Regions from separate parts of the Homo sapiens genome. Here regions 1 and 2 are each linked to region 3. A link is a loop called in an ENCODE intact Hi-C map of the cell type or tissue named here. Cell type or tissue: B cell. All regions are shown on one strand. Each heading gives the region's core, and the rest is flanking DNA. Links, peaks and the distances in the headings are about the cores only.

Region 1 (9,980 bases), core at 2,114-7,113, 890 kb after region 3:
AGTGTCTCACTATGTTGCCCAGGCTGGTCTCAAACTCCTAGGCCCAATCGATCCTCCTACCCCAGCCTCCCAAAGTTCTAGGATTATAGGCAGGAGCCACTGCACCTGGCCTAATGGATCAGGGACCACCCTACTCCAGTATGAACTCATCTTAACTAATTACATGTGCAATGACCATATTTCCAAATAAGGTCACATTCTGAGGTACTGGGGGTAAGGACTTCAGCATATGAATGCGGGGGGCAGTAGCAGTAGGAGGAACACAATTTAGCCCAACAAACTGTTAAAACTGTGGAGTGTTATTGTCATATACTTTAAAACAAATTGGCCACCCTGCAGGTCCTGTGTCTTAACATGGCTGCCTTCCTATAATACTGACTGGTACACTTGCTCCCAGAGCTCCCAATTCAACTCTGCAACAGCCCCAACTCTCTTCATTTCTCCCTGAACACACACCCACTGAAAGGTACTCTTGCTCCCTCCCCTCAGCCCCCACATTAACACCTGTCACCCTGTGGTGCTGCTGTGCCTATGTCCTGATTCCTTTGCACAGATCCCTGCTCACTAATTGAGCCTTATCTCTTCTCCCTCTCCCATTGATCCAGCCAGTCCTTTCCTCCTTCTTCTTAGATCAGGGGTGTCCGATCTTTTGGCTTCCCTGGGCCATACTGGAAAAAGAAGAATTGTCTTGGACCACACATAAAATATATTAACAATAGCTGATGAACTAAAATAAATAAATAAAATCACACAAAAAAGTCTCATGACATTTAAAGAAAGTTAACAAATTTGTGTTGGGCCACATTCAAAGCTGTCCTGGGCCGCAGACAGCCCATGGGCTGGACAAGCTGGCCTTAGATAGATTGAGACCAGGAAGCCCCCAACTTCCCCCATAATAGAACTCGTAAACTGAATCTCAGCACAAAAGGATCATCCTCCAGTGGCTGAGTACACTAGAAGCTTGAGTCCTCTGCTCATGGGGCCACTTCCTAGTTGGGTAATGGACAACTTAACCTCCCTGTGGCTGTTTCCCTACCTGTAAAGTGGGACTAATAATAGTAACCCACATCATAGGCTTACATGACATAAAGCATGTGAATCTCCTAGCACAGTGCCTAGAACACAGTAGGTATTTAATAAATACCATTTGTTACTATTTTACTATTACCAGGTGTTACTTTTTATCTTCTTTCATTGAATCATGTCCAGAGCAAAGCAGGGCTGTGCTAGACCTCCAAACCGCCTTTGACTCAAAAGAGAGGCCCCCGCTGGGCTGGGCGTGGTGGCTCACACCTGTAATCCTAACTCTTTGGGAGGTCAAGTCGGAAGGATCCCTTGAGCCCAGGAGTTCAAGACCAGCCTGGGCAACACAGGAAGACCCTGTCTCTATTAAAAAAAAAAAAAAAAAAAGCTAGCCATGGTGGCTCACACCTGTAATCCCAGCACTTTGGGAGGCCGAGGTGGTGGATCACCTGAGGTCAGGAGTTCGAGACCAGCTTGGCCAACATGGTGAAACCCCATCTCTACTAAAAATACAAAAAAAATTAACCAGCATGGTGGCAGGTGCCTGTAATCCCAGCTACTTGGGAGGCTGAGGCAGCAGCATCGCTTGAACCCGGCAGGCAGACGTTGCAGTGGCCGAGATCACGCTATTCCACTCCAGCCTGGGTGACGGAGTGAGACTCTGTCTCAAAAAACAAAAGAAAGAGAGAGGACCCCATTGGGTCTGTGCCGTGCATCTCAGCTACCAATGCTTCCGCATCCTCCTGGTTCTGTCCTGCTAACAACCAACAGGACAGCTCAACCTGCCTGCTTTCCTCCTGGTCTCCCAGGGCACATCTGTCTCTGGAACGGCCCTCATCCCACTCTGCCTCACTCACACGATTCCTATTAGCCTCTTAACTCAGCGTGGTCTTCGGGAGCACACCCTTCAACCCAAAAGCAGCACTTTTAAAACACGTTTAAAAAGTGATTTAGTAAATAATGTTGATTTCTTTTGTGAAATTTTTAAAGACAAAGTCAAGTTACGTTACCCATGCCATAACAACGGAAGCAAAAACAGAAACCTATATTCCATTCCATTTTAAACTCAGGGACACCCAAGCACCCAGCTGAGGGCTCAGCAGCTTGTTTTTGCAATGTTCTACAGTGGGAAAGAAAGGAACAAAAAGCCTAGGAGTGGATCTCTAGAGAAAGACATTGTATATTTTGTCTGAAAGCATCTTACTCAGGAACTCCAGTTCCAACACCGTTTGGAGATGGTTCTAATCAGAGAAAAGCAAAACCCTAAAACATTTCTCAAACAGTTCTTCACGATCTGCTGCCTAAGACTCTTGTAGTACTTGCCACAGCAATATAGAGAACGTTTAAGCTTCTTATTTGTAATAAAAAGTGACAAGAGGCCAGGCGCGGTGGCTTACGCCTGCAATCTCAGCAATTTGGGAGGCCAAGATGTAGGGATCACCTGAGGTCAGGAGTTAGAGACCAGCCTGGCCAACACGGCGAAACCCTGTATCTACTAAAAAATACAAAAAAAAAAAAAAAAAAAAAAAAAAAAAGCCAGGCACAATGGCTCACGCCTGTAATCCCAGCACTTTGGGAGGCTGAGGTGGACGGATCACGAGGTCAGGAGTTCGAGACCAGCCTGACTAACATGGTGAAACCCCGTCTCTACTAAAAATATAAAAATTAGCCGGGCATGGTGGCGTGCGCCTGTAATCCCAGCTACTCAGGAGGCTGAGGCAGGAGAATCACTTGAACCCGGGAGGCGGAGGTTGCAGTGAGCCAAGATCACGCCATTGCACTTCAGCCTGTGTGACAGAGCGAGACTCCGTCTCAAAATAAAATTAAAAAAAAAAATTAGCTGGGTGTGGCGGCGGGAGCCTGTAATCCCAGCTATTTGGGAGGCTGAGGCAGGAGAATCGCTTGAACCTAGGAGGCGGAGGTTGCAGGGAGCCTAGATTGTGCCACTACACTCCAGCCTGCGCGGTAAGACGGAAAACACTGTCTCAACAAAAAAAGGTGACAAGTACAACTAACAGTTCATTGCACATTTACCGTGTGCCAGACACCCATCTGTTTTGTGTGGGTTGACTCATTTAAATAAACCAATTAACTTTTAGAGAAGGAGCAGTTCAAGAAGGAAGGCTTTCAGTCACATAGCTGCGTGACCCTAGGCCTTCAATTTCTCTTCCATAAAGTGGGGATAATACCCACCTAATAGTTATTGTGAGGATTAAATGAGATAAATGTAGGTATAGCATTTTCACCCAAAGTTTTCCAACGTCATTTCATAGTTATAAAGAATCGAATGATACATTTGAGAAGTACGTACTGTATTAATGAAAAAATGAACAAACCAGGAAATGGAAAATTTTGAGATTCGTTTTGGCCTATTTCAATCTGCCCTTCAGTATGTCCATCCTGGTGGAGGTGACCTTGGACTGGCGTTTGACTCCCCACAGCCAGTCTCTGCTAAGCCCTGTCACCACATCAAAGGGGCCACCTAGACAACGTGAAGTCAGAGGAACCCCAATCCTGCCCACACTTCAAAGGGGCTCCTCTTCCGGAAGTTGTTACAGCATTCCTTTCAAGGAGGGTAAACAACGAAACAGCTCCAGGAGCTCACAGCTCGCTCCAGCTACATCACTGGCCTCCACGCTGGGACGTGGAGCTCTCTGGGGCCCAAACAGCACACCGAAGAATGAAAATGTCCCTCTGCCGAGAGCAAGTCGGCCCTGCTGCCTTCCCATTTCACCCTTCCACTAATGAGCACCAGGAAGCGCCCCTCCCAGGGCGCGCCCTCAATCAGCGTCTGGCCCTGAGCAGGTGGCACCCCTCTCTTCCTCTCTGCCCTCTGTCAAGACCATACCACGGCTGTTTTGACTCCTGGGCTTCCGCCCTTTAGTTTACACATTTGATGATTCCGTTTGAAAATCGCAACCTGAAATACTCCTCTTCTAGGCTGGAGGCGGGGTTGGGGGCGGGGGCGGTGGGTGGCGGAAGGAGGGCCCTCAAACAAAGATCCGCTTTCTCCTGAACAGGTGTCAGGAGACCAAGCTTTGACCTCCAGCTCCCTGGCCTCCGGGCGCGGGCCCTGGGCTGATCTGGCGGTGGACGTGCAGGGCAGCGGGCCCGCGCCCACCAGCTGTGGCAAGTTTCTAGTAAGAGAGGGATAGAGACAGGCGGAGACCGCTGGGGAGTTTCCCGGTGCTCAGCCATCGCATAGGGGGGAACGGACCCTTTTGTGGGCCCTCGGGTCCCCCCGTGGTCCCCGCTGGCGCGCTCGTCCTCTGCCACCCCCAGATCTCTGCGCACTCCCCACTCCTGGGCGTTCGCACTGCCCCCCGGCGCACTCTCGCCGCCCCGGGGTCCGAAGCACCGCGCACTCCACCCCGCGACGCGCGCATCCCTCGACCCTCGCGCGTCCACACCGCCGCTGCGCCTCGCGCCCCCGCACCCCCGCAACCCCACACCACGCCGGCCGGGCGGGGCCGGATGCGCAGACGTGCAGCACGTGCGCTGCGCAGCGATTGGCAGCGCCGCCCCCACGCCGCCCCGCCAGGGAAAGGGTGTCCCGTGCCCTGCCGCGGCTGCTGGTCCCGCGGGCGGGGGCTGTCGGGGCGCGCGGGCCGGGCCGTGGGGGTCGCCGCCCGAAGTGACCGGGGAACAATGACAGCCCGATGGGGAAGGGCGGCGGCTTCCCTAGAGGGCCGGTTCTCTGGCTCGGAGCTGGGGGGCGTGGGGGCCGTAGGTGTTGCTTCTGCGGAATGGAAATACTTTCTGTGAGTGGTGCGCACGTGTTTCCACTTTATTTGGTTGTCAACTGGGGCCCAGTGCACTTAAACCCAGCGTTATTCGGGACCGAGCCAGGAGATCACTGCACCCTTCAATCTGCGGGTGGGGGGAGGAGTTAGGAAGGGGACTGAGTGACAAAAGTGACAGAGGCGCAGCTCATGTGCGTGACCGGGGGAGTGATGCTCAGTTCTGGGTGGGGGACCAGAAAGATGTCCACTGCGGGACTGGGCGATGAAGGGGCGGATTTGAGTGGCGGCTACTGTTTCCCGGCCTGGGACGGCTGCCGGGCGGGCAGGATCTGCAGGCGCGCGGCCGGGACGCGCAGGGAGCGCGCAGGGAGCGCGCAGGGAGCAGTGGGGCTTCCCGGGCCGCTTCGGGGAGGTGGGCAGGAAAGGGCACGCAGCCCTAAGTGACTCTCGGCTGAGACTGCCTCTCCTCATCCCAGCAGTAGCCAGCCAATGAAAAATAGGCTCAGGGGGTTCCCGAGCCAATGGAAGCCCGCGGGCCGTGAGGACTTGCCACTAGAAACGTTTATGGTGTCCCGGCCCGGAGACTTCTGTGTGTTTGTTAGGCGGGGCGGGGGGCGTCTTCCCAGCAGCCCAGGACAGGTGTGTGCCCAGGCGGATTAGAGCGCCTGCTGTTGGTAAGGCCCCTGCCGTGGAGGGGGAAGGGAGGACAGGGGGAGGGCAGAGGTGAGGAATCTAGGAGCTGGCGAACGGTTTCTCCCGCTTTCTGTGTCCTGCGTCACTTTCCCTTCTGTAAACGGTGGTCTTCCCTTTGTGTCGTGTTTGATCGTTTCTAAATTGCTTTCCCATGCATTACTTTACCCAGCCATCACTGTAACCCACAAGATGGGTTTGATTACTCATTTTACCAGCAGGGGAAGTGAGGCTCAGGTAAGTTAAATCCTAGGCACATGGTGGCACAGCTGCTTAGTACAGGTTTGGGACTGGAACTCAGGTGCCCCGACGACAAATCCAGGGCTCTTTAACTACATCAAAGGAAGGAAACCAGGTCTGTTTTATGATCCTGGTGCCAAGGGCACACCCAGTGATTAAACTGAAATCCAGAAGGACCGGGTGAGTTTTATTTCCCCTTCAGTCATGCTCTTTCAGGTTGTCCCTTTGCAACACAGGTTTGCTCTGCTATTACACGCCATGCCTTAAGATTAAGAGAGTTCACTGACTGCCAGAAAAGCCAGAAGTAAAAAAACAGAATGTGTGTAGGGGCGGGCGGGTTACCCACTGTGCATTTCCTCCTTACCCACACCCTCAGGCCAACTCGAGACCCGTGGTCCTCTCTCATGTTGGTCCCCCACCTGCAGATACTGTTTCCTGTTCCATGGACTGGGCTCGGCCTGCCTAAAATAGGCTGCACCCAAGAAGCTTCTACCTCCACTACTGCCATTATCCCAGCCATGAGGAAATAAACAACTTCCTCCCCGTCCCCCCGCGGCTACATTTATTTATTTATTTATTTATTTATTTAATTTGAGTCTTGCTCTGTCACCCAGGCTGGAGTGTTGTAATCTTGGCTCACTGCAACCTCCTTCTCCCGGGTTCAAGCGATTCTCCTGCCTCAGGCTTCCAAGTAGCTGGGACTACAGGCGCCTGCCACCACACCAGGCTAATTTTTGTATGTTTAGTAGAGACGGGGTTTCACTATGTTGGCCAGGCTGGTCTCGAACTCCTGACCTCAGGTGATCCTCCCACCTCGGCCTCCCAACGTGCTGGGTTTACAGGCATGAACCACTGAGCCCGGCCAAGGCTACAACATTTTTAATAGGAGTGTTTCTCCTAGAGGATTTGTCAGTCGGGGCCTTGCTGTGTCTCTGCTATGGTGCCTGATGAAGTCTCTGGATCTTTTCAGCAAAGCAGATGATGCTCAGTGGTTCCCAGGGCTGAAAGCCCATCACAGTCATCTGTGAAGGCGTTTAAAAATACACATCACCGAGCGCATCTCTGGATTGGGATTCAGCAGGTCCAGGGCGCGTGTTATGTTTTTTGTTTTAAATACTCAAGTGATTTAGATGACTGGTCAGGTTTGAAACCACAGATATAAAATGACTTCCATCTGAAAAGTCTGAAATAACTCAAAGCTGAAATTGGAGGCTTTTTGGTCAGATGGGAACCTGTCATTCAGAGGTCCATCATGCCTAAGAATGTGAAGAATGACAACTCTTCATAAGAGGGTCCAAAAGGGAACGAAAACTCTTTGTGGTAGGAATATCCTATGTTGAGTAATCTGGGACCTTAGGGGAATATAGGGTTAGGGAACTGATACTGGGTGTGAACTGATTTTATTTTCACTAAAATAAAACTAAGAAATCGGCACTCAAAGTCAGTGGCTTACATCCTACACAACTTGTATTCCTATCAATGGATGCTATTTGCTTCCTTTTCATTTATCAGCCCTTGCTTTCTAGACCTGAGCTGTCCAGTACATTAGCCACTAGCCACATGGGGCCGTTGAGCACTTGAAGTCTGGCTAGTCCAAATTGAGATGTGTTGTATGTGTCAAACAAACATTGGACTTCAAAGACTCAGTAAGGAAAAAAATGTAATCATTAATACTTTCAACATTGATTATGTATTAAAGTATTTTAGATCTATTGGGTTAAGTCAAATAGATTATTACAATTAATTTCAGCTTTTTCTCTCCTTCCTTCCTTCCCTCCCTCCCTCCTTTCTTTCTCTTTCCTTCTCTTCCCTTCTCTTCTCTTTTCTTTCTTTTCTTTCTTCATCTCACTGTCTCCCAGGCTGAAGTACAGTGACACAATCATAGCTCACTACAGCCAGGAATTCCTGGGCTCCAGTAATCTTCCCACCTCAGGCTCCTGAACAGTTAGGACTACAGGCACACCCCACCGTCCCCTGGCTAATTTTGTTTTAGAGGTGGGGGTCTCATTATGTTGCCCAGGGTGGCCTCAAACTCCTGGCCTCAAGCAGTCCTCCCACCTCACCCTCCTTAATAGCTGGGACTATAGGCGTGAGCCACCACGCCCCAGCTTTCTACTTTTATTGCGTTAATATGCCTAGTAGGACATTTTTAATTACATATTTGGCTTGTGGAGGCTGGGAACATTCTTGATCTGGATGATAGAGGTATATGTTTGTGTGTGTGGTGTTGAAATTCATCAGACTGTGTCCTTAAGTTTTGTGTACTTTACTGCTCTATGTAAGTAAAAGTCAGTTTAAAAATTAAACAATACGGCCGGGCGCGGTGGCTCACGCCTGTAATCCCAGCACTTTGGGAGGCCGAGGCGGGCGGATCACGAGGTCAGGAGATCGAGACCACGGTGAAACCCCGTCTCTACTAAAAATACAAAAAATTAGCCGGGCGCAGTGGCGGGCGCCTGTAGTCCCAGCTACTCGGGAGGCTGAGGCAGGAGAATGGCCTGAACCCGGAAGGCGGAGCTTGCAGTGAGCGGAGATCGCGCCACAGCATTCCCGCCTGGGCGACAGAACGAGACTCCGTCCCAAAAAAAAAAAAAAAAAAAAAAAATTAAACAATACAGGCCAGATGCAGTGGGCTCATGCCTGTAATCCCAGCACTTTGGGAGGCCAAGGCAGGTGGATCACCTGAGGTCAGGAGTTTGAGACCAGCCTAGCCAACATGGTGAAACCCCGTCTCTACTAAAAATACAAAATTAGCTGGGCGTGGTGGCACGTGCCTGTAATCCCAGCTACTCGGAAGGCTGAGGCAGGAGAATCGCTTGAACCCAGGAGGTGGAGGCTGCCGTGAGCCAAGATCACACCATTGCACTCCAGCCTGGGCAAAAAGAGTGAAACTCTGTCTCAAAACAAATAAACAAGAAACCCCAGCTGGTGTAAACACAGAATGGAGTTTATTGGCTTGGGAACTAAAACGTCCAAAAGAAAATCACGCTGCAGCCAGGGTATGGTGGGGACCTGGATCCTTTTTTCTGTGATTCTCTGGGCACTCCCTCCATGGGTCACTGAATCCTCAGGCTGACCTCCCAGCCATGAGCAAAATGGCTGCAGCAATCCCTGGCCCCACATGCACATCCCACCCCATCCAGGAAGAGAGTTTCTTGCCTCCCATGCTCAAAAAAAACACTGGATTTCACCTAACCAATCATTTAGCCCAGCGGAATCTCACGTGCTCAATGGTGCATCCCTGAAATGTGCTGGTGAGCAGCACCCAGTCACTGCTAAAAGAACCCTGATTAGGCTTAAGCAGCTAAGGCCCCATCCTATACAAATCTCGAGGCTGCCATATATTTGGGAGATATGGATGGGTTCTGTGAAGTTGACAACCAGCAGTGTCTACTAGATAATCCAGGCAGTTGACAACCAGCAGTCTCTGCTAGATAATCCAACCAGTTGACAACCAGCAGTCTCTGCTAGATAATCCAACCGGTTGACGACCAGCAGTGTCTGCTAGATAATCCAACCAAGTTGACAACCCGCAATGTCTGCTAGATAACCCTACCATTGCAAGTCACTACCTACACCAGGGCTCAGCAAACTTTTTCTGTAAGGGACTAGTCGATAATGAGGCTTCATGTGCCTCCTAAGGGTTGTTTTGTTGAATTTGTTTAACAACCCTTTTAAAAATATAAAAACTATTCTTAACTCATGGGGCTTACAAAAACAGGCCAAGGGCTAGATTGGCCTAAAGATCATAGTTTGCCAACCACTGATCTGGATCGTTATGATACTTGTGATGTCTACATTGACCTTGTTAACTTGTTTCCCCTGACTATAATCAAAGCTCTTTGAGAGCGGGAACCAGGTCTGTCTTATCCACCACTGTCTTCTCCACACCTACAACAGTGTTGGCACTTTGGGAGGCCTAGGCAGGAGAATCACTTGAGCTCAGGAGTTCGAGACCAGCCTGGGCAACGTAGCAAGACCTCATCTCTACTAAAAATATAAAAGGTGTGGTGGTGTGTGCCTGCAGTCCAAGCTACTCAGGAGGCTGAGGTGGGAGGATCACTTGATTCTATGAGATTGAGGCTGCAGTGGGCCGTGATCATGCCACTGCACTCCAGCCTGGATGACAGAGCAAGATCCTGTCTCAAAAAAAACAAAAACAAAAATACAGTGCCAGGCACATGGTAGATGCCCAATAAATATTCACTGGATGAATGACTATGAAAACTTTATTCTAGAGCATATCAGGACCCAGTGCCTAGCTCTGACCTGGGTTTCTCTGTC
Region 2 (9,980 bases), core at 2,259-7,258, 1.3 Mb after region 3:
AGAGACACACAAGAATATTCTATACATCTTTTTTTTTTTCCTCCTAGATTGAGTGGGTAAATAAATCAGGAGGAAGTTAGGGAAGGGGGCAATTAATGGCTGGTGCTATTGCAAGCTAGTGGTGGTAGGTTTGACTTCTGGGGAGTGGATTGTTAGTTATCAAGGCAAGAGGAGCCACTGGTCACCCTCCCCCGCATTCCTGTCTGTAGCCTAGGTCCCACAGTTTGGGAACCTCCTTAAGGGATGGCTGTCACACTTCCAGCAGTGGGAACCGGGTGCATAGGCCTGTTCTTGCTTCTCTTTCCTTAGCGCCCCTTCCACTTATGATGCCCACAGACCCACCCTTGGGCAGATTTCTGTGGAAGCCTCTCACTTGGGGATAAAGCCTGTCTATATGTAGAGGTGACTGTGGTCCCTCAAGGCAGGCAGCTGCAAAAATCTCAAAGGACAGAGAAGATGGTTGTAGAAGCAGTACCATGGGACCCTTCAATGGCTCTGTGGGCTGATTTCCAAGCTCCACCCCTCTCCCCTTGGTCACAGGGCCACCTGACTTCCCTTTGGTTCTTCGAGGTTATACAACATCCCCACCTGCCAAACCTCATACCAAACTCCTTCCTATGTTTAGGGCTTTATTTGGCCCCCTCCTCTAAGGCTTTCTCTGGCCTTCCCTTCCTCTCCAGGGTAGTTGCATGCTATGTGTGCCTCTGGTAATCTTTTTTTTTTCATGGCTTTTTTTTTTTTTTTTTTTTGACAGAGTCTCCCTCTGTCGCCCAGGCTGGAGTGCAGTGGTGCCATCCTGGCTCACTGCAACCTCTGCCTCCTGGGTTCAAGCCATTCTCCTGCCTCAGCCTCCTGAATAATCTGGGACTACAGGCATGCACCATCACACCCAGCTAATTTTTGTATTTTTAGTAGAGATGGGATTTTACCACATTGGCCAGGCTGGTCTCGAATGCCTGACCTCAAGTGATCCCCCCGCCTCGGCCTCCCAAAGTGCTGGGATTACAGGTGTGAGCCACCGTGCCCGGTCATTTCTTGCATGGCTTTGCCACACTTTGAAACTGCACATTTTGATTTCTTATCATGGGTGTTTTTTTAAAAAAAATTGAAATTGCACATTTATATGTTCCCATGTTGGGTCCCCCTCATTACGTATTCAGCCAGTAAGGGCAGGATATTTGTGTCCGCTTTCCCAGGGTCCAGCACATGACCTAGCTTGATCAGTACATATTATTGAGCCTCGACAAATATGAGATTGGGCTCAAGAAATATTTATTGGGCTCAGTGAGTATTATTGAATGAATGAATATGGCCTTTCCGGAGCCTTTCCCCAAGGTCCAACACAATTGCCGAATTAATGCAGCCGAGGACACAGCATCCAGTTCCTACTCCTGCAGCCCAGTTACCCCCATCCAACACCACCCCCCTACCCAACCCCCGCTGAAAAGCGGACCTGTGTTCAGAACCTGCCTTCATACTTTTCAGCCATGCTCTTTGGAATAATGAAAGATACGAAGAAGTCAGTGGGAAGATAGACATGGGGAGGGGGACATAGAGGGTGCCTTTGCGTTTTGCTACCCAGGACCCAGGACTCAAGGGCAGGGTGGTCTTGGCCTGGGGTCGCCGTCCTCTTTAAGGGGCGGGTCAAGGGACCCTGGCTGCCCGGGCCTCTGCCACCGACCCTCTGCTCCCTCCGACCCTCACCGCCCAGCACCCAGCCCTCTGCCCCCACCGGCCACCCTGTAACAGCCCAGCGGGTTCACCTTGCCTGCTGCCTAGACAGAGCCGATTTATCAAGACAGGGGCATTGCAATAGAGAAGGAGTAATTCACACAGATCAGGCTGCGCGGGACACTGGGCAGAGTTTTTAAGGACAACTTGGTGGGTGGGGGAAGGCCAGTGAGTCGAGAGTGCTGATTGGTTGGGTCGGAGGTGAAATCTTAGGGAACTGAAGCTGTCCTCTTGTGCTGAGTTAGTTCCGGAGTGGGGGCCTAAGATCAGATGACCTGGTTTATCGATCTGGTAGGTGTCAGTTGATCCATCAAGTGCAGGGTCTGCAAAATATCTTGAGCACTGATCTTATTAGCAGTTTAGGGAGGGTCAGAATACTGTAGCCTTGCTGCCTGACTCCTAAATCATACTTTCTAATCTTTTGGTTAATTTGTTAGTCCTACAAAGACAGTCTATTCCCCAGGCAAGAAGGAGGTTTGTTTTCAGAAAGGGCTGTTATCATCTTTGTTTTAAACTATAAAGTATAAACTAAGTTCCTCCCAAAGTTAGTTCAGCCAACGCCCAGGAATGAACAAGGACAGCTTGGAGGTTAGAAGCAAGATGGAGTTGGTTAGGTCAGATCTCTTTCATTATCTGTTATAATTTTGCAATGGCGGTTTCAACCTAGTGGCCGAACCCGTCCCATCCATCTCCCGCGCCCCTCCGCTCCACCACAGCCCTCGGTGCCTCGGTTCCCTGCACCTGCACTCCCGCCCGCCCCCGACGCTCCGCCCCCGACGCTCCGCCCGCCCTCCACGCTCCGCCCCGCCCTCCCGGCCCCCGCCTGCGCCCGCGCCCTGGGCTGGTGCCCGCCACCCCAGCGATCTCATACTGGCCCCTGGGCGCACGGTGACCCTGCGGCTGCCCGGCCCCTGCCTCCGCCCGCGCGGCCCCCTCGCTCAGGTCGCGGGCGCCCGGGGCCTGGCTTCGCGTGGGTCCTGGCTCCTCCCGTTCCGCAGTTGGTGCCGTCTGACAGCCCCTTCCGCGCGGCGCGGCGCGGCGCGGCGGGTGTCGGGCGGGGCGCGGGCCTCCGGCCTGAGGCCCGGCGAGGTGCTGGAGGGAGCGGGGCGCGGATCCGGCCCAGATGGGCAGCTCCGTCCGCGGGGTCAGGGCCGGGCTTCGGCTTCACCGCAGCCTCGCCTGAGCGGGCGCCTCTGAAGTGGAGGGCGGGCCGCCTGGGCCGCGGGCCTCGGGAGGATGGTGGCGCCCTGGCGCGTCTCCGTCAGGGTTTGCCTGTCGCACCTGAGGTGCTTCGAGCTCAGACAGGGACTCAGCCTCCTGAGGCCCTCCGAGTGCCCTCGCGATGCCAGGCTCTGCTGGCTTCTGCTGGGCACTTTGCCCAAGGTCGTCTCCCTGTGCGGGGACGTGGGTGAGGGGGCCCCTGACGTTCTGAGTCGGCGAAGGGTCCGCTGCAGCGGGGCGGCTGGCGCGGGGCCCGCGGAGAGCCTCCCCCGAGCGGGACCTCTGGGCGGCGTCTTCCTGCATCTCCGCCTCTGGCTTCGCGCCGGCGCTCTGTTGGTGAAATTCTTCCCCCTCCTACTCCTCTACCCCCTCACCTACCTGGCTCCCAGCGTCTCCACCCTCTGGCTCCACCTGCTTCTGAAAGCCACCGAGACCTCAGGCCCAACCTACATCAAACTGGGCCAGTGGGCCAGCACCCGGCGCGATCTGTTTTCGGAGGCTTTCTGTGCCCAATTTTCCAAGCTGCATGTCCGAGTGACGCCCCACCCGTGGACTCACACTGAGCGCTTCCTTCGGCAGGCTTTTGGGGATGACTGGGGGAGCATCCTCTCTTTTGAGAACCGGGAACCTGTGGGCTCAGGCTGCGTGGCCCAGGTGTACAAAGCATACGCCAACACTGCCTTCCTGGAGACTGACAGCGTCCAGAGACTTGGCAGGGCCTCCTGTCTGCCGCCCTTCTCACATACTGGGGCAGTCGGTGGGCTGAGAGAGCTCTTTGGATACCTTGGAAATGGCCGGAAACCTCCAGAAAATCTCGCAGACCAGTCGTTTCTAGAAAGGCTGCTCCTCCCTAAAGCTGACCTGGTTGGATCAAATGCAGGGGTGTCTCGGGCTCAGGTCCCTGGCCACCAACCTGAGGCCACCAACCTCATCTCCGTGGCAGTGAAAGTAAGTGTTGTGAGAGCTCACAGCTCACCTACCCACTGAGCTATCCCAGATCAGAAACAACCGCCATGCAAATCGCCCCCACGTTTATTTCTATTTGCCTGACCAATATCTGAGTGCTTATTTCATGCAAGCTGTTTCATTTATTGGCTTGAAGTGGCGGTGTGAATAGTCTGATAGAGGAAAATGAACTGAGTCTGGAGTGAACTAACTGCTTGGGTGTCGGGACCACATCCTCTTTTCTTTGATAAGAAGCCACCTGGCTCTTGCTTGGATGGTGGGACCCAGCCCTGGCTGGGTAAAATGTGTCCAGCAGGTTTCTCCTGTCTCACGGTTCCTCTTTCTGACAGGTGTTGCACCCTGGCCTGCTCGCTCAGGTGCATATGGACCTGCTGCTGATGAAGATTGGCAGCCGAGTCCTGGGAGTTTTGCCAGGCATCAAGTGGCTTAGCTTGCCTGAGATTGTGGAGGAATTTGAGAAGCTGATGGTCCAACAGGTGAGTTCTCCTCCCCTCAGCTGTAAATAGCACCTAACATAGTTCTTGCCATTAGCTGCTACTTAGTAAATGTTGAATGAATAATTTTCTGGTATGTCATAACTCATGTGATGTGTTAGAGCTGGTAACACTAGCTGATAAAGAACATCCAAATCTCAGTGGCTTAATGCAACAAATTAATTTTTTGCTTATATCAAAGTTCTGGCCGGGCGTGGTGGCTCATGTGTGTAATCCTAGGACTTTGGGAGGCTCAGGCAGGTGGATCACTTGAGGCCAGGAGTTCGAGATCAGCCTGGCCAACATGGTGTAACCCTGTCTCTACTGAAAATACAAAAATTAGCTGGGCGTGGTGCTGCATGCCTGTAATCCCAGCTACTCAGGAAGCTGAGGCATGAGAATTGCTTGAACCCAAGATGGAGGTTGCAGTGAGATGACATCATGCCACTGCACTCCAGCCTGGCGACAGAGTGAGACTCCATCTCAAAAGAAAAATAAAAACAAAAAACAAAGTTCTATGCAGGTGAACTGAGGCAGAGAAAGGGAGCTCTTTATTTTATTATTTTAAAAACAGAGACAGGGTCTTGCCATTGTTGTCCAGGCTGATTTTGAACTCCTGGGCTCAAGCCATTCTCCCTCCTCGGCCTTCCAAAGTGCTGAGATGACAGAACTAAGCCACCGTACGGTCAAGAGAGGGAGCTCTACTCCCTAGTTTCAGGGGACTCAATTTCTTCCCAAGTTTGGCACTGCCTCCTTCAACATGTGTCATCTGGGGTCAGTGTGGATTGGAGGCAGAGGCCATGCAGGGTCATGTAATAAATTTTGTGGCCAGGCCTGGAAGTGGCAAACATCACTTCTTTCCTGTTCACTGATCAGAGCTGTAACTGCCTGGGCCCAGTGTAACTGTGAGCTTGGGAAATACAGTCTTCCTTTGTGACAAGGAAATGATTCTGGTGGAGAACATCTAGCATTATTTCTGCCATAATCAATGACTCCAGAGTGAGAAAATAATTAGCAAAGTCACATACTGTGCCTTTGTTCTGCTTTGATTCCAGGGCAATTGAGTCAACAAGGACCTCCTTCATGCTCAGGGCCCTTGGGACCTTTGTATAAGGATACAGACTTAGCAAACACACTGGGGTGGTCGGGGCTCCACTTAGGTACCTGTTGGCTCCTTGTTGGGTAGTGCAGGAATTGGGAGGTTTTCAGAAGCAACCTGCCGAGTATTTGTTTGGAGGCTCTGATTTAAGATTTTAAGTCCTAGGGATTCATTCCAATGTTTAGAAAGTCTCTTAGTCTGTTCGGACAGAATCCCATAAACTAAGTAGCTTACATACAACAGAAATGTATTTCTCGAGGTTCTGGAGGCTGAAAATTCCAGATCAAGGCATCGGCAGATTCGATGTCTGGTGAGGCCCCACTTTCTGGTTCATAATTGGCACCTTCTGTGTCATCACATGGTAGAAGGGGTAAGGGGTCTGTCTTGGGTCTCTTGTGTAAAGGCGCTGATTCATTCATGCAGGCTCTGCTCTCATGACCTAATCACCTCCTAAAGGCCCCATCTCCTAATACCATCACCTTAGGGCTTAGCATTTCAACAAAGGAATTTTGGGGGGACACAAACATTCATAGCTACAGAGCAATGTAATTTGATAATAAAAGCAAATTAAAACAGAGAAAATAGCATCGATTCCAACAACCATCTCTGCATTAATTCCTCTCAGTCCTGCCACTCATCTGAGTTTCAGTTCCCCTTGCGGAAGTCTGACAGACATCATGTGGTTCCATCACTTCAAACTCACATCTCTGAATCACACCCCATTTGTCTTAAAAATCAGCTCTTCCTACTAAGCCTGTGTCCGTCTCTCAGTAGTCCCATCATGTTCCTAGGCTGGAAGCCTTAGAGTTGTGGGTCTGGGTATAGTGTGTGAGTGTCTCTCCATTCATTTATAAGTTTATGTAACAGTGACTAAAAACTCTGTTAGGGCTGGGTGCGGTGGCTCATGCCTGTAATCCAAGGACTTTGGGAGGCTGAAGTGGGTGGATTGCTTGAGGTTAGGAGTTTGAGATCAGTTTGGGCAACATGGTGAAACCTCATCTCTACCAAAAATACAAAAAATTACCTAGGCGTGGTGGTGCTCACCTGTAGTCCCAGCTACTCAGGAGGCTGAGGTGGGAGAATCGCTTGAATCTGGGAGGCAGAGTTTACAGTGAACCATGATCACACCACCGCACTCCAGCCTGGGTGACAGAGTGAGATCCCATCTCAAACAAACAAACAAACAAACAAACAAACAAACAAAAAACTCTGTTAGACGCTAGTAAGCAAAGAAAACAAGTGAGCTTTCCTATCCCTAAGAAAGACAGTCAGGGCCAGGTGCCGTGGCTCACACCTGTAGTCCTAGCACTTTGGGAGGCGGCGTCAGGTGGATCACTTGAGGTCAGGAGTTCAAGACCAGCCTGGCCAACATGGCGAAACACTGTCTCTACTAAAAATACAAAAATTAGCCGGGCATGGTGGCACACGCTTGTAATCCCAGCTACTCGAGAGGCTGAGGCAGGAGAATCGCTTGAACCCAGGAGGCGGAGGTTGCAATGAGCCAAGATCATGCTTTTGCACTCCAGGCTGGGCAACAGAGCAAGACTCCATCTAAAAAAAAAAAAAAAGAAAGACAGTCAGCCCTCTGTCCATGAGTCCTGTATCCCCGGATTCAATAAAAAATGTAGTTAGGTCTGTGATAGTTGCATCTGTATTGAACATGTACAGACTTTTTTTTCTTGCATTATTCCCTTAACAATGCAGTTTAACAATGATTTACAGAGCGTTTAGATTGTATTAGGTATTATAACTAATCTAGAGCTGATTTAAAGTATATGGGAGGATATGCATAGGTTATATGCAAATACTGTGCAATTTTATGTCAGGGACTGAGCCATCTGGTATCTGAGGGAGGCCCTGGAAGCAATGAACCTGAGCCTGGCTGAACCTCAGCATGGTTCATCAGGGCTCAGAGGAGGACTTGGTTGGTGTCCTTAGCTTGAGCTGAGTATTGAAAGGTGACTGGTGTTTGCAGTTGGACCAAGTGGGGGAATAACATTCCAATTCGAGGCAGTAAAGAAGCCAGAGGAGAGCCGGGGGTGTTAGCCACTCTGGGATGTCGAGCACTATATGGAGTTGGGTGAGGCCAGGTCTTGGGTGGTAAAAGGCAGGGGAAGGTGCCATGAGAGATGGACCTGGACAGAGAAGTAGGGGCCAAATCATGACCCACCTGGATGCCATTCTAAGGAGTGCAGACTTCACCATGCAGGTAATGGATTGGAGAGGAAGGATGGGTCAAGGAGCACACTCGAGGCACCTCTGTTTGTGCTCAGGTGACTGGACCTGAGGGCATGCGCCTTGGGAGTGGCATTGGGGGACAGGGACTGATCTGAGGGCGGTGAGGCTGCAAACTTGATGGCATTGGGCCATTGCTGTGCACGGAGGGGAAGAGAGAAGGCATGATCTGGGGACTCAAAGGTGACTGAGTGCGTGGGGATGGTGAAGGGAAATTCCATTTAGGCACAGAGCTTCAGGGTCTCTGGGCTCCCACCGGGCCACATCCAGGTGTCATTGGATATATCACTCTGGAGACTGGCATTGAGGTCTGACCTGGGGATCAAGGTGCTGTCAGAGGAGGCGCCGGCTGAGGGCTTGGTGGCTGTCAAGGGGACACACACGCTCACTTCGGTCAGGAGAAAGGACATCAGCTCCTGGGGGCACAGGAGACCCAGCCAAGACAGGACAGCGAGAGGCAGCAGGGGTGCCAGGAGAGTGAAGGGCAGGTGCCGGGGGAAGAGCCATCACGGAGAGACAGGTCAGCAGCGGCACCAGCCCTGGATGCCCACAGAGGTTGATGATAAACCTGGAAGTGGTCCTTTGGGTCTGGTGAGTGGTGGTTGGGGAGAGTAGCAGTGGCAGTGTCGATGCGGTGGGTGGAGAGCTGCCGCGAGATGAAGGGGTAGCCCTGTGTGGAAGCGCCCACAGCACGCTGGCCCTAATGGAAAGAGAGGGCTGGGGGCTGGCCTGGAGAAGCCAGACCCCAGGGAGACGGGGAAGGGACTCATGGGCTGGTGTGAGGCAGGCGGGTGGCAAGGGCGAGAGTAGCAGAGAAGCAGTGCAGCCCAAAGCCCACCAGGGCACCTGCCGTCTGCAGCCTCCAGGAGTTCACACAGAGATCTGGGATTGCTGGGGCAGGCTGTAGCCCACGGATGTCGCCTCCTGAGTTTCTGGGCAAGTTCTGCGGGGCAAGCTGGTGGGGAAGGTGGGGTGGATCTCATGACTTGCTAGCTCCTTGGCATTGCAGATGTCACTGTGCCTGTACCCAGACTAGCCCTCATCCTTTCTGTCCATTTCTCTGTAGATTGACCTGCGTTACGAAGCTCAGAATCTAGAACACTTCCAGGTCAACTTCCGGAATGTGAAAGCCGTCAAGTTCCCCACCCCTCTGCGCCCCTTTGTCACCAGAGAAGTCTTGGTGGAAACGTATGAAGTAAGAGTGATGGCTTTGCCTGGCCATACCTTTCACTTGCCACTCGCAGTGGGCCCGTCTCCAGCCCACAGAAAGGCTTCAGTCTGGAGAGAGGATGGGATTTGTGTCTGTAAAACTGTGAGGAGCTGGGATGTGTTGGCCTCGGCGGGAGGCAGTGTTGGAGTGAGGTAGCTGAGAACACTGGGTGTGGCCCGATCCCCTAGATTTGAAAATCTGCTCTGCCATTTTATTAGTTGGTGACCTGCCTTAGAGGATTGTCTCAGGAGTAAATGACACACTGAATGCAAAACAAGGAGTTGGGCACAGAGAAAGTGCTGAACAACCTTGTGTCATCTCACTTGCCCTAGCTATCCTCTACTCTAGTTCAGCCTTCTCTCTCTTTTTTTTTTTTTTTTTTTTTTTTTTTTGAGATAGAGTCTCACTCTGTTGCCCAGGCTGGAGTGCAGTGGCATGATCTCAGCTCACTGCCACCTCCGCCTTCCAGGTTCAAGTGATTCTCGTGCCTCAGCCTCCCAAGTAGCTGCGATTACAGGTGTGTGCCACCACACCTGGCTAATTTTTGTATTTTTTAGTAGAGATGGAGTTTTGCCGTGTTGGCCAGGCTGGTCTGGAACTCCTGACCTCAAGTGATCTGCCTGCCTTGGCCTCCCAAAGTGCTGGGATTACAGGCATGAGCCACTGCACCCAGCCCAGCCTCCTCTTTACAGATGGTGATATGAGATTCAGGGAATCTCATGAATGTGACATGAACCACACAGTGTTTCTAGCTGTGTGAACTTGAGCAAGTTGCTTAACCTCTCTGGGCTTTGGTTCTTTTATTTGTTAATTAGGGATAACAAGATCTATCTCCATGGGTTGTTTTGACAATTTTTTTTTTTTTGAGACAAGGTCTTGCTCTGTTGCCCAGGCTGTGGTACAGTGGCATGATCTCGGCTCACTGCAGCCTCCACCTCCTGGGCTCAAGTGATCATTCCACCTCAGCCTCCCAAGTAGCTGGGACCATAGGCACGAGCCACCATCCCCATGTCCGACTAATTTTTGTATTTTTCTGTAGAGCCTG
Region 3 (9,980 bases), core at 2,204-7,203:
ATGATGATGAATCATAGCTCATGATGATGAAGATAGCGCAAGTGGTGGACTGCTCTGCCATGGAGCCAAATCCAAACTACAGCCAAGGTGTTTTACAGACTTACACAGAAGTCTGCAGCTGTACCATAAGTTAGAATAAAGTGGAAAGTTCCGTGCTCAACTGAAATTAGACAAGTTGATGAGAAATGGCCTTGTAGCAGTCTCCCAAAAAATAGGGATCAGAAACTGCCTTACAGTAGCTCCTTACCGGGCATATTGCCTTTTGCATCAGGAGCAATCACAGGGCATTCTACTGAAAAGTGGGGAAATAGATTTTGGGGGTGCCTGACTGCAATATACATGACCTACATGGAGACGTGCATGGTTGCCAAGATGCCGTGGCAGACCATTCCTACACTCATCATATGCCATAATGACATTTTTTCTTTTCTTTTCTTTTTTTTTTTTTTTAGATGGAGTTTTGCTCTTATTACTCAGGCTGGGGTGCAGTGGCACTATCTCAGCTCACTGCAACCTCCGCCTCCCGGGTTCAAGTGATTCTCCTGCCTCAGCCTCCTGAGTAGCTGGGATTACAGGTGCCTGCCACCATGCCCGGCTAATTTTTTGTATTTTTAGTAGAGATGGGGTTTCATCATGCTGGCCGGACTGGTCTCGAACTCTTGACCTCAGGTGATCCACCCGCCTCAGCCTTCCAAAGAGCAGGGATTACAGGCGTGAGCCACTGCACCTGGCTTCCATAATATCTTAAGTCACATGCCATAACAACAAAAATGCACTAAAAAATCACTAGCAGAATGAATTTGTGTAATTCACTGAGCTTGAAATTTCTCACATAAAATAAAAGTAGCATCTAAATGAATTCCAAGGTCACTTCTATGTCATCTGAATCAATTCAGAATTGTGACTGTACCAAATGATTGTCATTAAAGTCATCATGCTAGGTGCATACAACCTGATAGTCAGGTTTCACCTCAGTAAATTATATACTTTTCCTCAAGTCTTTTTATTACAAACAGCATAGCAAATAAGAACTAAATAAATAAACTGTTTAGGTTTCCTTTTTTTTTTTTTTTTTTTTTTTTGAGACAGAGTTTCTCTCTTGTTGCCCAGGCTGGAGTGCAACGGCACCATCTCGGCTCACCGCAACCTCCACCCCCTGGGTTCAAGCGATTCTCCTACCTCAGCCTCCCAAGTAGCTGGGATTACAGTCATGCACCACCACACCCAGCTAATTTTGTATTTTTTTAGTAGAGACAGGGTTTCTCCATGTCAGTCTCGCTAGTCCCGAACTCCTGACCTCAGGTGATCCGCCTGCCTCGGCCTCCCAAGTGTTGGGATTACAGGCGTAAGCCACTGCGCCTGGCCAATTGTTTAGGTTTCTAAGAGTCTCAGGAAAACTGTCCTCCTTGGAGGTTCTATGTGATCTATCTCTATTTGACAATTACTGGAAAAATGATGGCAACTGAGACAGCTGCCTCAAGATATCATCACTCAGGTACGACATATTCCATAATGGTGGGCCATCTCCAAACAAAGCTAACAGCACTTTGCAGGTTCTGTCGTGGAGATCAGCTATTCCAGGGCCAGCCCCAAAGACCAAAGACCATAGCTCCACACGGGAGCTATATTACATCATCATAATGACCCAGATAGGTACCAAACTCTCTGGGTGATAGTTTTAATTTAATTTAATTAATTCATTAGTTTGAATAATTATTTTATTGTGTTTTAATGTTTTTACTCTTTTAAAACCTTCTGGCTGGGCGCAGGGGCTCATGCCTGTAATCCCAGCACTTTGGGAAGCCAAGGCAGGCAGATCACTTAAGGTCAAGAGTTTGAGACCAGCCGGGCCAAAATGGTGAAACCCCATCTTTACTGAAAATACAAAAAATTAGTCTGATGTGGTGGTGCACGCCTGTAATCCCAGCTACTCCGGAGGCTGAGGCAGGGGAATCGCTTGAACCTGGGAGGTGGAGATTGCAGTGAGCTGAGATCGCGCCACTGCACTCCAACCTGGGTGACAGAGCAAGACTCTGTCTCAAAAATAAATTAATTAATTAAATAAACCACTTCAAAAAGAAAAAAAATGTCTGGTGTGATGGCTCACGCCTGTAATCCTAGCACTTTGGGAGGCCAAGGCGGGTGTATCACTTGAGGTCAGGAGTTCGAGACCAGCGTGGCCAACATAGTGAAACCCCATCTCTATTAAAAATACAAAATTACCATCCTGGCTAACATGGTGAAACCCCGTCTCTACTAAAAATACAAAAAATTAGCTGGGCTTAGTGGCGGGTGCCTATAGTCCCAGCTACTCAGGAGGCTGAGGCAGGAGAATGACGTGAACCCGGGAGGCGGAGCTTGCAGTGAGCCAACATTGCGCCACTGCACTCCAGCCTGGGTGACAGAGCAAGACTCCGTCTCAAAACAAACAAACAAAATTAGCTGGGCATGATGGCATGCGCCTATAGTCCCAGCTACTCGGGAGGCTAAGGCAGGAGAATCACTTGAACCCGGGAGGCAGAGGTTGCAGTGAGCTGAGATCTTGCCACTGCACTCCAGCCTGAGCAACAGAGTGAGACTCCATCTCAAAAACAAAACAAAACAAAACAGAAACACCTTCACAAAAAGAAAAAAAATTTTTTTTGAGACAGGGTCTCACTCTGATACCCACGCTGGAGTGTAGTAGCGTGATCAAGGCTCACCACAGGCTCAAGCGATCCTCCCACCTCAGCCTCCCAAGTAGCTGGGAATACAGGCACACACCACCATACCTAGCTAAGTTTAAAATTTTTTTTGTAGAAGTGGGTTTTCGCTGTTGCCCAGGCTGGTCTCAAACTTCTGAGCTCAAGCAATCCATCTGCCTCAGCCTCTCAAAGTGCTGGGATTACAGGCGTGGGCCACTGCTCCCAACAATTATTATTATTTTAGAGACAGTGTCTTGGTGTCACCTAGGGTGCCATGCAGTGGAGAGATAATAGCTCAATGCAGCCTTGAACTTCTGGGCTAAGTGATCCTCAAACTACTGCATAGCTAGAACTACGGTCACGCACCACCATATATACATCGATTTTTTTTATAGAGACAGAGTCTTGCTTTGTTGCCAGGCTCCTGGGAGATTTAATTCTATCACTGTACACTCGGTTAAATAATTAGTTGGTGTGTCTAGCCAAAAAGTAGTATCCGAAAACCCTCAGTATCTGGAAATACGTACGAGTGGGGAACTTTTTTTTTTAGACAGGCTCGCACTCGCTGTGTCACCTAGGCTGGAGTGCAACCTCTGCCTCCTGGGTTCAAGCAATTCTCCTGCCTCAGCTTCCAGAGTAGCTGGGACTACAAGCACGCACCGCCACACCCAGCTAATTTTTGTATTTTTAGTGGAGAATGTGTTTTTGCCACGTTGGCCAGGCTGGTCTTGAACTCCTGGCCTCAAGTGATCCGCCCCCCCTTGAGCCTCCCAAAGTGCTGGGATTACAGGCGTGAGCCACAGCACCCGGCCAAGAGTGGGGAACATTTAAAATGGTAATCTTGAGAAGGCTGTTTAAGATGTGTAAGTTCCTTAATTTAGCCAGTGTGGTAATCAGCTGAGGGTGCTGAAGAGTGACCTATAATGAGGCTGGGTTTTGAACAGAATCTCACATGTTAATACAAATGAGTTTATTATATTTTGTATTTATTATCAGGAGCATTTTTTTCCTAAAGATAAGGCAGGGTATCAGGCTAAGGAGATGATAGGAAAGAAAAAAATCATTTAAAAACTTAAAAAGACAATATAGTTGTAAAAATTTTTCTAAAAAGAAAAAATAAAAAGGCAGGATCATCAAACCAGCTTTTTTTCCCACGAACTAGGCACGCCACATGTTTTTTACCTTTTCTTAACTTCAAATCCTATCGCCCTTTTTTTCTTCTTTCTTTACAGACTAGAAGTCTGTGGGCTGTTTGGCATGCAGTACTTTTAAAGTATTCATTAGTGGCCAATATTTAGAAGGAAATCTATAGCATTAAAACAGATTTCCAGAGTTTCCTGAAAAAAAAAAAGGTTTTTAAAGGATTTGCTTTCCTAAAATGGCAACAATCAGTGGAGGTGAGTAATGGCTGCCCCCTGGACAGGTGGGCTAGTTGCTGTCCAGTTCACCAGGTTTCCAACCAAGCCAGCTTTACTCATTAATGAACAATTGATGTTCCATTTGTTTGTCATTCCTGCTCAGTAGCTTATGTCTCCTAGCCACTGGGGCCAGACAGTGCCAATCCCTTTAGGAGCTTCAGACTAAGCTGTTATGACTATGCTACCAAGGAATAAGCCTGGTGAAGAAACAGGCTTTTCTGTTAGGCACAGGGCTTTCGGAGCTGAACAATTTCCCAGTCTGATGGAAGAGACTGACAACTACAGTATGGAGTAGTGGCCATGTACCTACATTAAGAGTTATTTACGATGAGTAAATAAAGGGAGCAACAGGGGACCAGAGGAGGTGAAATGAATAATTTTCACCTTGCCGTATTGACTTCAAGGGCCTGGAGAAGCGTCTAACCTAGACTTCTGGAGTAAGCTGAAGCCCAAAGGGTAAAGAGGCATATTAATACAAATGGTTAAGTTTCAGGCAGAGGGAATATCAGGTAAGGTGTGTGGTGGGGAAGAGACAATGAAAGTGGAGATACCTGGAGCAGAGGGTGATAAGCGAAAAGTGAGAGATGAAGATTAAGGTACAAGCGAGGATCAATTTATGTCGTCTGAGCTTTATCTTAGGGACAATGGGAAGCCCCTGTGATACTATAAGGGTAAGTTTACTGGGACTCCGAAGTGATTTGTTCGTTATACAATTAGGAACAGAACCAAAAAATGAACTGCTAATTTTTAAAATTAATTCCTAATCAATGTACTATTACTTCCCCGCTGTCCCATGTTTATCGCTGACGCACCAATTCAAAGGACACGGCACATGTTTCTTTTTTTTTTTGAGATGGAGTTTCGCTCCTGTTGCCCAGGCTAGAGAGCAATGGCGCGATCTCGGCTCACTACAACCTCCGACTCCAGGGTTCAAGCAATTCTCCTGCCTCAGCCTCCGGAGTAGCTGGGATTACAGGCATGCGCCACCACGCCCGGCTAATTCTGTATTTTTAGTAGAGACAGGGTTTCTCTGTGTTGGTCAGGCTGGTTTCAAACCCCCGACCTAAGATGATCCGCCCGCCTCGGCCTCCCAAAGTACTGGTATTACAGGCGTGCGCCACCACGCCCGGCCTGCGGAAATGGCCTCAACGCTTCAACCGGAAGCAGAAATTGACCGCGGCAGGCGCCATCTAACGGCCGCTGGAGCAAAGCTCCTCCTGGAAATTCGCAACACCGGAAAAGGTCCGGCTGCTTCCGGTAAAAACCCACCAGAGCTGACGTTCAGAGGGCGAGTCTCGAAGATCCGGCCAATTTGCCCAGCGCGCTGTGCTCCGCGACGGCGCATGCCCGCTTTTGCGCAGGCGCGGGGACTACGGCGCAGGCGCGGAGACTATTGCGCAGGCAAGCGCGTACGCAGAAGCGTGCGCGCGCCCGTTCAACGTCCGGAGCATCGGTGCAGTTTCGAGGGTAAAGCCTTTGGCGCGGTGATGTGGACTTTTGTTCTCTAACTACAACTCCCAGCATACGTCACCCCTCACGTGGGCGCTAGGTGTGGTTTCGTGGGATAGGGTAAGGCGAAAATGAAGTGACGATGACGTACCAAAGAGGAAAATAGTTGAATATGTTGTGTGAGCGCGTCGTTTGCAGAAGCCCCAGTGGCCTAATGGATAAGGCATTGGCCTCCTAAGCCAGGGATTGTGGGTTCGAGTCCCATCTGGGGTGGCCTGTGACTTTTGTCCTTTTTTCCCCTTTCTAAACAAAGCGAAATATGCCAACTTTACTTTTTTTTTTTTTAAATGGGAAGTGTGTGTGTGTTTTTACTAGCTGGTGGGCTGCAATTTTCGAGAATCTGCACACACCCATGTCCTTTGTCTGAGCCGCAGGTCCCCTGGGATTTGGGGAGACGTCAATACGTTGAATTTTGATATCCCTTTTATAAATCATTTAAAAATGTCTTCTCAGCGTGTTCCATATCAAATCCACACCCACACCCCCCGCCGGGCCCGCTTCTCCTGAGACTCAGCGGTTGGTCGGCTAACGGGCATCTTCAATGACGCAGTGAAGAAAAGCCCCTGTTTCCCCAAACCCTTGTTCTGGGTTAGAGGTCCTGGTACCTTCAGTTAACAGTCGGGTTTCGTTTGATTTTGTTACGGCGCCCCTGGGCCTTCGATTAATAAGGTTCGGTCAACGGACAAGTGAGCGGTTCCACTGCTCGTCAGTCGATAGGGGGAGTCGGTAGTCTGTCCGACCGTACCATTAGGCGCCTGGGCCGGAGGAGGGGTTTTCAGGGTCGTAGGACGCCGTTGGGCACCACGCTCGGAGAAGGACAGGACAATGGCGGCCTTAGGGTCCCCGTCGCACACTTTTCGAGGACTTCTGCGGGAGTTGCGCTACCTGAGCGCGGCCACCGGCCGACCCTATCGCGACACCGCGGCCTATCGGTACCTTGTGAAGGCTTTCCGTGCACATCGGGTACGGGAGCCATGTCCCGGGTGCTCTACGTGCTGGGGAGGGAGGAAGAGCCGGGTCTGGGCTAGGGTGGGGAGCACGGTGTTTAATTCCTGCATTTCTGAGGCCAACCCTCCCACGGAGCCCTGGTTCTGACCAAACCAACCCAGGCCCTAGGCTCCATGCTCTGGCATAAACTCGGGGACCAAAGGACCAGCGGGGGGGGGCGCAGAGTCGCTCTGGGGACGTCAGCCTGTCCTGCAGAGGGGCGGACCCGTCCCGAAGGATTTCATTGGCTGGTCTGTTGCCTCTGCGGAGGGCAGTCAGGAAAGTGGAATGGAGGATTCAATGCTGGGGATAAAACAATGAAGATGGAGTTGAAGGGTGTACTGTTGCTAGACTTAAAGCCACAGCATCTGGCCAACAATTTCCTCACCCGTCCCCTAGAAAAGTTATTCTAAGAAGCATTTCTTTTTGAGGCGGAAAAGAACAACTGGGCTTTAGGGAAGGAAACTTGCTGCCCTTGAGCAATGTGGGGAAAGGGAGAACGATCAACTGTCGAATTTCTGAGCCACGGACGTCAGAATGTAAAATCTTAGAACTCAAATTCACCTAGTTTTTAAAAGGTGGCAACGTTAGGGTCTGTGCTAGGAACCTGGTCTAAACAGGAAGAATCAGATGCACATGTGTCCTGTCCTTAAGACACTTGCTGCCCACCTAAGGAGCCATACAGTAAAGTACTGAGGATAAATAAGTGCTCAAGGTGTAGACAACAGGGGCTGGGGTATAAAGAAGGGGTAGTTAGGGAAGGTTTTCCGGAGGAAATTAATCAGGGACCTGAAGGCTAATTTGGAGTTAGCAAGTAAATTGGGGTTAGGGTCCAGGTTTAAAAGCTACACAATTGAAAGCCCAAGGGGAGAAAAATTGCCAGTTGAGAGTGGTTTAGCCCTAAGGTGTGGTGGGTGAAGTGGAGGTAGATGAAGTGGTAGGCCGAACAGGAACTTAAACTTTATTGTAAGTGTAATGGGAAGCCATTCTAAGATTGTGATCACCTCCCAGGTTCAAGCGATTCTCCTGCCTCAGCCTCCCGAGTAGTACAGGCAGGCGACATGCGACACCACGCCCGGCTAATTTTGTATTTTTAGTGGAGACGGGGTTTCTCCATGTTGGTCAGGCTGGTCTTGAACTCCTGACCTCAGGTGATCCGCCTGCCTCGGCCTCCCAAAGTGTTGTAATTACAGGCGTGAACTATCAAACCTGGCCCCATTCTAAGATTTTTAAGGAGGTGACATGATTATAGTTGTACCTTATGGGGATAACATTATTACCCTTGAGAGAGACTTGGTAATGGTTCTGAAATTCATGGTACATTCTGGAAATACCACTCTGGAATGCACTTGAGCATAGGGGAAATGGTTTCTGTTTCCTTCAGGCTCACAGCTAACTGAATAACCATCCCATTTTCTCTATCCTTTCCCTCCGGAGAAGGGATTCTATTAGGGAGAAACCTACCCTTTCTCCACAGGGAAAATACAGTGTTCTATTTCATTTGATCTCTTTTGGGTTCTTGTGATCTATTTACTGTTTCCTGTCTATTGCTGACCCTTTTGTCCTCATGATTCAGGCTCAACCGAATCAAGAGCAGTATTCTATCCTACATTAACCTAGAATTCCCATGTCAAATTCCACAAATTTGGGCTTATATATTAATAGAAGTGGATGCTATGATTTGTTAATGCTTGACATTGGTGTTGATTTCTCATAAAATTTAAATTACTAAAAAGTTAAATTTGTATTAAAGCAGATTAATTCTGTTTTTAAGCAGCTAATGAATGTTGCTTTCAACATGATCTGCAGATCCTAAAACCCACATTCTAACAGCATGGGCAACATAGTGTAGTGAGACTTCCTCTCCAAAAAATTTGAAAATTATCCAGGCGTGATGGCCCATCCTCTAGTTCCAGCTAATTGGGAAGCTGAGGTGAGAGGATCACTTGAGCCCAAGAAGTCGATCAAGGCTGCAGTGAGCCATGTTCATACCACTGCTCTCCAGCATAGGCCACGGAGCGAGACCCTGTCTCAAAAACCAAGAAGCCACACACATTCTAGTTTTCAGATTCTAACACTAGATATTCAAATAGAGAAAGGGGATTAGGCCAGGAGCGGTGGCTCACACCTGTAATCCCAGCACTCTGGGAGGAGGCGGCAGGTGGATCGCTTGTGCCCAGGAGTTCACGACCAGCCTGGGCAACATGGTGAAACCCTGTTTGTATAAAAAATACAAAAATTAGCCGGATATGGTGGTGTGCGTCTGTAGTCCCAGCTACTTGCGGGGCTGAGGCAGGAGGATCACTTGAGCTGGGGAGATCAGCAGCCATGTTCACGCTATTGCACTCCAGCCTGGGCAACAAAGTGAGACCCTGTCCCCAAAAAAAAAAAAAAAAAAAAGAGTTGGTGGGGGGCGTATTATGTAGGCAGTGGTGCCCAGATTTATCCACATTTGGACATGGCTCCTTTAGTCCCTCAGAGCTATGCACACATCCCCATCTCACCTTTCCTGCCCCTTTCTCACAGCCTTGAATACAGAACTAGTTAAAGAGGGTGCAGTGAATCTCAAAAGTTAAGTATGATGAAGAAAAAAGGTTTGGAATCATTTGGGGACTTTGGAATGGATATGGAATTTCTAGCTTCTTAAAGTCATGAGTCCAGAGTTTTCAAGATGGATAAGCAAATTGTAAGAGCGAGAATAGCCATTCCTCAGTAACTGTGGGGACTGGTTCCAGGACACCCCCCACCCCCACTCAGGAATACCAAAATCCATGGATGCTCAAGTCCCTGACATAAAATGCTGTAGTATTTGCAATATAACCTATGCACATCCTCCTGTATACTTTGTCATCTCTAGATTATAATACCTTATGCGGTGTAAATGCTATGTAAATCGTTGTTATACTACATTGTTTAGGGAATAATGACAAAACATATGTTTGGTAAGACATGATAATCCTTTTATTTTTTTCTGAGTATTTTTTATCACAAGTTGATTGAATCCAAAGATGCAGAACCCATGGATATGGAGGGCCAATTGTAATAAGTAATATGAACATAAGCATACTAGTTTTATACATGAAACCTTCATTTGTTACTATTTAGCACAAAGCTATCATTTTTCAGACAAAAGTTTTCAATTTTCTTTCTTTTTTTTTTTTTTTTTTTTTTGTTGAGATGGAGTCTCCTTCTGTTACCCAGACTGGAGTGCAGTGGCCCGATCTTGGCTCACTGCAAGCTCCGCCTCCTGGGTTCACGCCATTCTCCCGCCTCAGCCTCCTGAGTAGTTGGTACTACAGGCACCCGCCACCACACCCGGCTAATTTTTTTTTTTTTTTTTGGATTTTTAGCAGAGACAGGGTTTCACCGTGTTAGCCAGGAT

The links. A loop is a pair of places that touch in the nucleus more often than their neighbours do. Peaks named below come from ENCODE experiments on the same cell type or tissue, not always from the same donor. Only the 100,000 strongest peaks of a DNase experiment are listed, where the experiment ranks them.
Region 1: it touches region 3 in a loop (11-fold over the local background); 3 of 110 quality-filtered maps call a loop at or near these places.
Region 2: it touches region 3 in a loop (6-fold over the local background); 5 of 110 quality-filtered maps call a loop at or near these places.

Annotation. Positions count from the first base shown.
Region 1 is chr7:140,226,182-140,236,161 of GRCh38, forward strand. It overlaps LOC107986854 (a long non-coding RNA gene), which reads left to right and starts at 5,305. Exons shown (of 2, transcript XR_001745386.2): 1 at 5,305-5,440. RefSeq lists silencers at 4,352-4,511, 5,092-5,141, 5,192-5,241. In B cell, for the core only: no CTCF peak of the experiment used is centred there; DNase peaks (open chromatin) are centred at 3,120, 4,010, 4,250, 4,500 and 4 weaker places; H3K4me3 peaks cover 3,997 bases; H3K27ac peaks cover 4,235 bases.
Region 2 is chr7:140,670,364-140,680,343 of GRCh38, forward strand. It overlaps ADCK2 (aarF domain containing kinase 2), which reads left to right and starts at 2,582. Exons shown (of 8, transcript NM_052853.4): 1 at 2,582-3,900; 2 at 4,248-4,394; 3 at 8,792-8,920. The coding sequence starts at 2,968. RefSeq lists a silencer at 2,517-2,976 and enhancers at 5,832-6,021, 8,528-9,028. In B cell, for the core only: CTCF peaks have their summits at 5,055 and 5,283; DNase peaks (open chromatin) are centred at 2,868, 2,988, 4,198, 6,158 and 1 weaker place; H3K4me3 peaks cover 2,727 bases; H3K27ac peaks cover 4,255 bases.
Region 3 is chr7:139,334,949-139,344,928 of GRCh38, forward strand. It overlaps FMC1 (formation of mitochondrial complex V assembly factor 1), which reads left to right and starts at 6,389. Exons shown (of 2, transcript NM_197964.5): 1 at 6,389-6,574. The coding sequence starts at 6,437. It overlaps FMC1-LUC7L2 (FMC1-LUC7L2 readthrough), which reads left to right and starts at 6,389. Exons shown (of 11, transcript NM_001244584.3): 1 at 6,389-6,574. The coding sequence starts at 6,437. It overlaps TRR-CCT4-1 (tRNA-Arg (anticodon CCT) 4-1), which reads left to right and starts at 5,752; the gene lies at 5,752-5,824. It also overlaps a transcript of LUC7L2 not described here. RefSeq lists enhancers at 5,570-5,629, 5,940-6,009, 6,040-6,109, 6,365-6,932, 6,380-6,629. In B cell, for the core only: CTCF peaks have their summits at 5,286 (motif pointing left), 5,487 and 6,297; DNase peaks (open chromatin) are centred at 4,446, 5,453 and 6,243; H3K4me3 peaks cover 2,577 bases; H3K27ac peaks cover 2,409 bases.